Regions from separate parts of the Homo sapiens genome. Here all the other regions are linked to region 1. A link is a loop called in an ENCODE intact Hi-C map of the cell type or tissue named here. Cell type or tissue: endothelial cell of umbilical vein. All regions are shown on one strand.

Region 1 (2,500 bases):
TCTGGCTCCCAGTGTTCAGTCATAAGAATCCATCGCTGAGGTGAAGCATTCATATTTTGCTAATTTTTGTGTTTGGCTCTATTTCTTTTTTTATGTGTCATTGTGTTTCTTCTGAATTAGTTACATTCCTGAAACTTGACCTTTAGTGTTTAATGTTGCTTCATCATCAAATAAAGTTTGAACTTTTGACCTGGTACTCATGGTCCCACGTGTCTGATCCCAAACTCCTGGTCATTCTTATTTGCTGCTACTGCTCCTCATGTGCCCTTTCTCCAACTGAACTATTTGCTCTCCCCAGTACATGCCTCCTATTTTCTTGCCTTCATGCCGATGTTCGTGCTGTTCCCACTATTTGGGGACCTGAGGAAAATTGAAAAGTGTATTAACAGCTATAGCGGGATATGGAGCAGAAAGTTTATAGGGGAAGAATAAGATTGTCCATCAGAACGTTTGGAACCCATTGGAAGAGAAAATGTGAAACACCCTGAGCCCTTCTTTACTGCACGTGCTCTGGCATGATGCCATTATCCTTTCCATATGGGAAGACTTGTCCTTGAAAGTTCACCTTTTGAATGTGCAGAGACTCATTTTTGTTCTTATTTGTCTGGGGTGTGGGAGAAAGGGGGCGGCACGGAGATGGTGTTGAGAGGGCAGGAGTCACACAGATCATGTGTTGGGCACAGGCGTGCTAAAGCCATCTGTTTCTCTTTGGATAGTCATCCAAAACCTTTTAGGCATTTGCCACCCCACACCCCACCTCCCAAAGCCAAAAGCTTGCGCATATGCCCCAAGGAATAGGATCCCAGGAATTTACCTCATGTTTATAATCCTATAATCTTCTTGGGTGGGGAGGAGAGAATGGGAAGCCATTGGAGTTATTCCTGAATATGACCAGGCATTTGGGGTCTGAATGTTTTTGAGAAGTCATGAGAGAAAAATGTGAAAAGAAAATACGTATGGGGCAATATTCACAAACTCTGATTTTTTCCATGACCCCTTCTTTATTTATTTCCTCCTTTTTTGTTTTTCTTGTGCATTTTGTAGGATAGAGTCTTGGCTCTATTTCAAGCACATTGCAGAGGAATGGTGGAAAGGGATTGCGGTTAGCTAGGTTATCCTGAAAAACAACAAAGAAATTGAATACTCAACTTGGCAGTGGCCCAGACGTCTTCCAGTGGATAGTGGTCTGCTATAAGCACAAAAGACCCACGCACAGGGGCTTGAAAATGTGGTTAGGCCTATTTACTTTTCAGCACAGAAGGAAATTAGAAACAGAGGTCTGGATTGCCACTGAGAGGCAATTTTGAGTTAATTAATGAAGCGAGGGAATCCAATGGCAGTAACAGAGTCAGTTTTCCACTTTGGGCCTGGAAGCAGGACCTCAAGTGATTCTAGTAATCTGAATCTTGTGTGGCTGCCCAGGGAGCTGTCTGCCATTTCAACACACCTGGCTGCAACATTGTAGAATGCAGACCTCCTTACCTGTTTTTGTATTGTGCTGTCACTAGTGGTTAGAAAATATTTTGCGAAGGTAGCTGTACAGTGACAATGGCACTGAGAAATATTTACATGTTAATTATGATGACAGCAGTTAGGGTAATGGTTAAATGTTAGAGAAAAGTCATAAAGACCAAGACTGTGAAATAAGATGACAATATTGATACTGACAGATAAATCTTAAAATAATCTTTCTGCTAGTTGGCAAGTTCACTATAGATAGAGGTCGTGTCTTGCCCAGCTTTGAGCCAACAGTGCCTAGCACACTGAAAGCGTCAATAAATGAATGAAACTCTTCTCATTTGTCTCCTGGCCCTTGAATTGTCCTCTTACAGATGTGAATCTAGTGGTTAAACTATCTTTTTTTTTTTGAGACGGAGTCTCACTCTGTCATCCAGGCTGGAGTGTAGTGGTGCTATCTTGGCTCACTGCAACCTCTGCCTCCCGGATTCAAGTGATTCTCCTGCCTCAGCCTCCCTAATAGCTGGGATTCCAGGTGTCTGCCACCACAACTGGCTAATTTTTTTTTTTTTATTTAGTGGAGACGGAGTTTTACTATGTTGGCCAGGCTGGTCTCAAACCCCTGACCTCGTGATCTGCCCGCCTCATCCTCCAAAGTGCTGGGATTACAGGCATGAGCCATCATGCCCGGCCTGGTTAAAATATCTTTAAAATGTCTTTGAGAGAATATTTTATAGCCAACTCAGTAACTTCTACTCCCGATGCTTATATTCTTAAAGCATTCATTTTGCATTTTAACCTACATCCTACCTGCCGTTATTCAAAACTTTTGTTTTGTTCCGTCCTTCATGAAACTAAATGTCTCCATCTTCCATATAAAGTGGTCTCCTAAGTTAAGTAAATGGTCCAAGTGAGCCACTGCTGTCCTCAAACAGTGAGAGGACCCAGCATACATGAGTCACAAAGCCACATGAATGACAGACACACACATACACACACACACGCATAATGTGTTCTAGAGAAGCAACAATGAAAAACATGT
Region 2 (2,500 bases), 190 kb after region 1:
TGATTGAGGATAAATTGATGATGATGATGATCATGATGATGATGATGGTGGTGGTGGTGGTAGTGGTGATGGTGATGATGGTTAACAGAATGCTTCATATGAGTCAGGCCCTGCTCCAGTTAGTTCACATATATTCAATGCATTAATCCTTCTGCCCTCATCTGACGAATGAAAATCTGAAGCCCAGAGTGGTTGAATAATTGGTTTATAGGTCCTACAGCGAGTAACAGATAAAGACAGAATGGAGACCTCAAAGCCTGGCTCCAGAACCAGCCTTCTGATTAAGAATGGATTCTGTGGCTTGTAACCAAGAACCCTGGCTGGTACATTTGGTTCTGTGGTCTGTTTTCCCCTGGGAGCCCAGAATATGTTAGGGGTAAATATTGGGTATCATTTTGCCTCACACAATACACTTGTAGTTGACATTCCGAGTACTCAGGGTAGCAGCGGGAATGGTTCTCCCATGATTCATCTCCCCTCCTTCCCTGCAGGCACACATAGCCCTGCTACTTGCCTCTGCTCAACTGCTGCACGGGGTGGGATCGCGGCACCGCACTCTGGTAAACGCTTTCTCCGCTCCATGGTACTGTTAACCCAGGGTTGCAGGTGCCAAAGCAGGAATGAAAGCTCCCATTGTACAACACCCATGCAAGGGATCCATGTAGAGGTTTCTGTGGGGACAAGGGAATGCTGAAAGCCAGCTGACAACACAACAAGACAGAGTGAAACTGTGTAGTTTCGATTCCCCGGGAGTGGGGGAGTCCGTTTGTTCAGAGCAGCTGCAGCAGCTCAGAAACATGTAGTGTCCACATTCCATGTGCAGAACTCTCTGTGCACAGAGCCAGTAAAGCAGCAGCCCCTAAAGGTGATGCTGCCCTTCCCTGGGGACTTCCTGTTGCCCTTGAAGCCTTTCAGTGCTGAGTTTGAAAAAGGTCAACAAGGCTGAATTTGGGATGAGGGCCCTGACCGAGAAGCTCCTCAGAGGACAAAGGGACCGGGAGTCAGGGGTCTGGGGTTACTCTGTGGCTTCCAGGCTACTGATGTGGGACATCACATGGCACAGTCTCTCTGGAGCTTCCTTACCAGAGAGTCGGTGTGTAACTGCAAAGTTTCCCTGACATTCTTGGATAACTTGTGACCTAAAAGCCATTCAAACGGGGTTGGAAAGACAGATTGTTCCTGCCCTAACATCTTTGAGGATTGCAAGGTTCTCTAACTTGAGCCCAGAGACAAAAAGCAGTTCGGAACCGTCCTTGAAACTTTACTTCCTTTCCTAAGACTAAGACAGGATTTGAGAGAGCACAAATGCATCAGGGAATGCAGGCTTCCATTCCCATTCACCACCACCCTCACTCCTGTTCTTGAAGGAGGTGGCAGTCCTTACCATTCTAATGTATGTGGTGCTCTCTGCTGGCAGCTAAAATCTTTTTGTTCCCTGAAACAGGATGCCTCTGTAATCCTGAGTCACCAAACCACAGGGAGCAGCTGAGAGAGGATTTGGCTAACAGCCAGTGTCTGGGCCCTCCCACTCCCTAGAAGACCTCCTTCACCTGTTGTATGATCAACTACCCTTCCTATCAAAATGCAATTGCAATTAAAACCCCTACTTCTCCTCTTCCCTCTCTCAGTAGCTCTCTACTTGGGGTTGTCATACCCTCCCGACTGGGCCAAAGCTGCAGCTCTTCTTCTACGGGCAGGGCGCCTATCAGGAAAATGGGTCTTATGTTTCTCTCTTTTGTTTTGTTTTCATTTTGTTTTGTTTCTCCAAATGGTAGAGCCAAGGGCAACAGTGCCATGAGGCAGGGGTAGGGTCAAGGAATGCTTTGATGGAAAGGGGAGGGGGGCAGGTATAATGCCTCTCCTTCACAGCTTGCATCAGCAAACACCCCCACTTCATATATGTGTTAAAGCCAGGTGAAAACAGTATGTTTTCTATGAAAATGCAACTCTAAGACAGATCCCCCGGCCCCACTTTCTTGTCAGATCATTGCTAGTACCCAACTTCCTGATACAGAAATTCTTGGTGCTGCCACAGCCACATGGATCAGAGACCAAAACCAGCTTCAAAAGGTCACAATCTATACCATCACTCATTTTTCATGACTGATTTTGTTAATTCCTACCTATCGCAGGTTGCCCTCAGAATGGCTATTCTCCGTCAATGTCCATCACAATAATAAGAAATAATAAAAAAAGTAGCAGGAAACCATAGTTATCCTTCTTCAAGCCAAGAAGACACACATCAGAAATGCTGATAGTGGGTTATCAGAAGAAAATATATTTGCGGACTTATTTTTTAATTAAAATGTGAGAAAAGCAAGGTGCATAATTGTATTTGTAAAAAAAATGGCTGGGGGAGAGGTAAAGGAGTATGTGTAGGTGTGTGTGTGTATATATGTATATATCTTACATATGAGTAAACTATCTGGAAGGACTCACAAAATTAATAATGGCTAATATTTATTGGCACTTATTTTGTGACAGGTACCATTCTAAGCAT
Region 3 (2,500 bases), 650 kb after region 1:
GAAAGCATGCATGGATGGTGAAAAACCTGTTTTCCACAGTTCCTAAAATTTTGCAGCTGGTAGAGGCTCCCCAGTGGGAGAATCACCACTGAATTTTACACCTTTCCCTGATTACGTCAATAAACAAAGGTATCTTTCCATTTCTTCATAATTGTCATGAAAAAAAAAAAGCAAAACAAAAGAGAAAAATCTTAAAAGACACAAGTCATAAAGAGTCACATAAATAAAACTGAGCCAGGAACCATGAGTTCACACAACTTTATTCTTAGGAAGGTCTCTATAAACATAAATGGCTCTGCCGTTGAGGATGACATCATTAAGTGCCTTCTCTGTTAAACACTGAGGGATACTGCTGAGCCACGCAATTTTTCCACGTTACCAATAACTTTCCATGTTACCAGTAACATACTTTGCCTGTGTTACGGCACATTCCTCTTGGTGCCTGGAGTACATAGGCTTTCTCTCTTCTAACTTTACTGATCTTGCCACAGATGGTTACTGTGACCTTGGATGTCTTAGGCCCATAATCAAACCAACTGGGTTAATTGACTTAGACACTCTTAGGAATGATGCAGGGGCCCCCACCTCTGGGATAACACCACTGTATTTCTAAAACTGCTTGTGGGAAATTTACAGGGTCATGGTGGTGTTATTTACATGCAAATAGGAAAGAAAATCCATTCCAGCAGGCCACATTCTAACTACAAACACAAGAGGTTATAAATACACAAGAGGAAAACCCAACAGTCTGTTAGCATTATCTCCGAATGCCTAGGAAAGGGAGCCAACTGCTTAGCCATCACAAAAGACTTGGGCAAAATCCTGTGACCCTCGGCATCAGATATTCTCCTTATGCTAATTTTGTAGATAGCAACTTTTGCCTAACATTTTCATGATTAAGCCAAGGACGGTATAAAATATATGCATTTCTTAGAATTCCATTTATATTGTAATCACTTCTCTGTGCTGCTCTTAGGGTGGCAGGAAGCCTCAGACTGCTCTCCAATCTTCCTCAAGGGCTTTCTCTGACCTCTTTACTAAGAGCAGAAAGTTGCCAGTAAATATTCAACAAACTACACCTCCTCCAAGGTCAAGCTCTGTGTCAAGTTCAGATCTGATGGCTTTAGAGCAATGTGCAAAGTCAGTTCATCAACCTTTATCCCTAAAGTTAAATTTTTTATTTCAAATATTTTACTTAGTTTGCAAATGTGAGTTTATTAGCCTGTATCTCATCATCTTGGGTTCTCTGAAAACCACCTGCACGGCTCAATGTGGGAGAAAAGTTGATCCACAACACCATCTCCTGGTCATTCTTGGGTGTTACACTGAGCGTCAAAAGCTGAGCACTTGCTGAGAGTGACTTTCAGGCCATTAAAGTACACCAAGCCATCGCTGGTGTCAATCAACTATACCTAAAAGTGTGCATGTGGCCTTCCTAGCAACCCCCAGGATGTTGATTTGTACCAAGTATTAGATTCCACCAGTGCGGCGTAAACCCAGGTACACTAAAAGCTAGCAAGAACATGCAGATTTCAAAGGGAAATTGAAAAAATCCTTTGTAAAAATGCAAAAATACTTCTTGAATACTAAAATAAAAGTATAAATTATGGTTATAGACTATAAAAAAAAGATGGACATAAACATTAGAACAATAAAGACTGTGGATTACCAGAGAGGGAGGGAGAGACGTGGGCTGAAAAACTACCTACTAGGGACTCTAGTCACAACCTGGGTGCAATATACTCATGCAACAAATCTGCACATGTGACTCCTGTATCTAAAAAGTTGAAAAAATATTTTAAAAAACAAAAAGGGAACGTGGAAAAGTGAAATGAGGGAGGTAGAAAAATGGCAACCAAGAAGGTTTTTTTCTAATATCACTTAATATTACGTATTTTGGGTAACAATAAATGGGGACAGCTAGGCAATCAATAAGTTGTTGCTTGCAGGAAGTTGTACTAGATATGCAAAAAGGATTTATGCCAATTCCCCAAATCTCACCTTAACAATAATGTGTCATAAGCACAGAAAATTTTCTCCCATGTAGAACCAACCAAGTGTTCCCAATCGACTTTGGGATCACTACTCGGTTCTGCCCATCAAGCTATCCTTTTTCTCCCTACATGAGCAGTGAGTAACTTGAGTGAGCACAGCCTTGAAACTGAGGTCATGTAAGAGCTTAATCCAGTATCACTAATGACGAGATCTTTACCTGTCAATCATATAGTCCCTGCAACAATTGTTTCCAAAGTTGGTTCATGCAGAATCCCTTGGGGAGCTTTTTGAAAATAGATTTCCAGGCTCTTCTAGTTCTGCCACAGAATCTCTACGGCTGGAAACCAAAAAACTTCAGGGTCGGAATTCTCCCCCAGGTGATTCTAATTGCAATCAGTCTGTGGGCTCAATTGGAAGCCACTGGAAGATCACAGCTGTACCTTATTGAAAGAGGAAAACAATCAAATCCTTGCCAGTCTCTCACTGCTTACAAGAGGTGTGGCTT

Evidence for each region. Peaks named below come from ENCODE experiments on the same cell type or tissue, not always from the same donor. Only the 100,000 strongest peaks of a DNase experiment are listed, where the experiment ranks them.
Region 2: a loop joins it to region 1, with 10 times the contacts of the local background. A loop is called at or near these places in 8 of 110 quality-filtered maps.
Region 3: it touches region 1 in a loop (9-fold over the local background); 3 of 110 quality-filtered maps call a loop at or near these places.

What each region holds. Positions count from the first base shown.
Region 1 is chr15:39,361,623-39,364,122 of GRCh38, reverse strand. The region is part of intron 1 of LOC105370777 (a long non-coding RNA gene); the gene reads left to right. Among named protein-coding and RNA genes, the nearest start is that of LINC02915, 110 kb to the right of the region's middle. In endothelial cell of umbilical vein, no CTCF peak of the experiment used is centred here; DNase peaks (open chromatin) are centred at 62 and 1,082; H3K27ac peaks cover 2,500 bases.
Region 2 is chr15:39,171,150-39,173,649 of GRCh38, reverse strand. All of the region lies in intron 1 of LOC105370777 (a long non-coding RNA gene), which reads left to right. It overlaps LOC105370780 (a long non-coding RNA gene), which reads right to left and starts at 55. Exons shown (of 3, transcript XR_007064591.1): 1 at 1-55. RefSeq lists enhancers at 375-1,330, 1,331-2,286 and a silencer at 1,308-1,602. In endothelial cell of umbilical vein, a CTCF peak has its summit at 1,417 (motif pointing left); DNase peaks (open chromatin) are centred at 689 and 1,429; H3K27ac peaks cover 2,074 bases.
Region 3 is chr15:38,706,822-38,709,321 of GRCh38, reverse strand. No RefSeq gene overlaps it. Among named protein-coding and RNA genes, the nearest start is that of LINC02694, 11 kb to the right of the region's middle. In endothelial cell of umbilical vein, a CTCF peak has its summit at 1,321 (motif pointing left); a DNase peak (open chromatin) is centred at 1,261.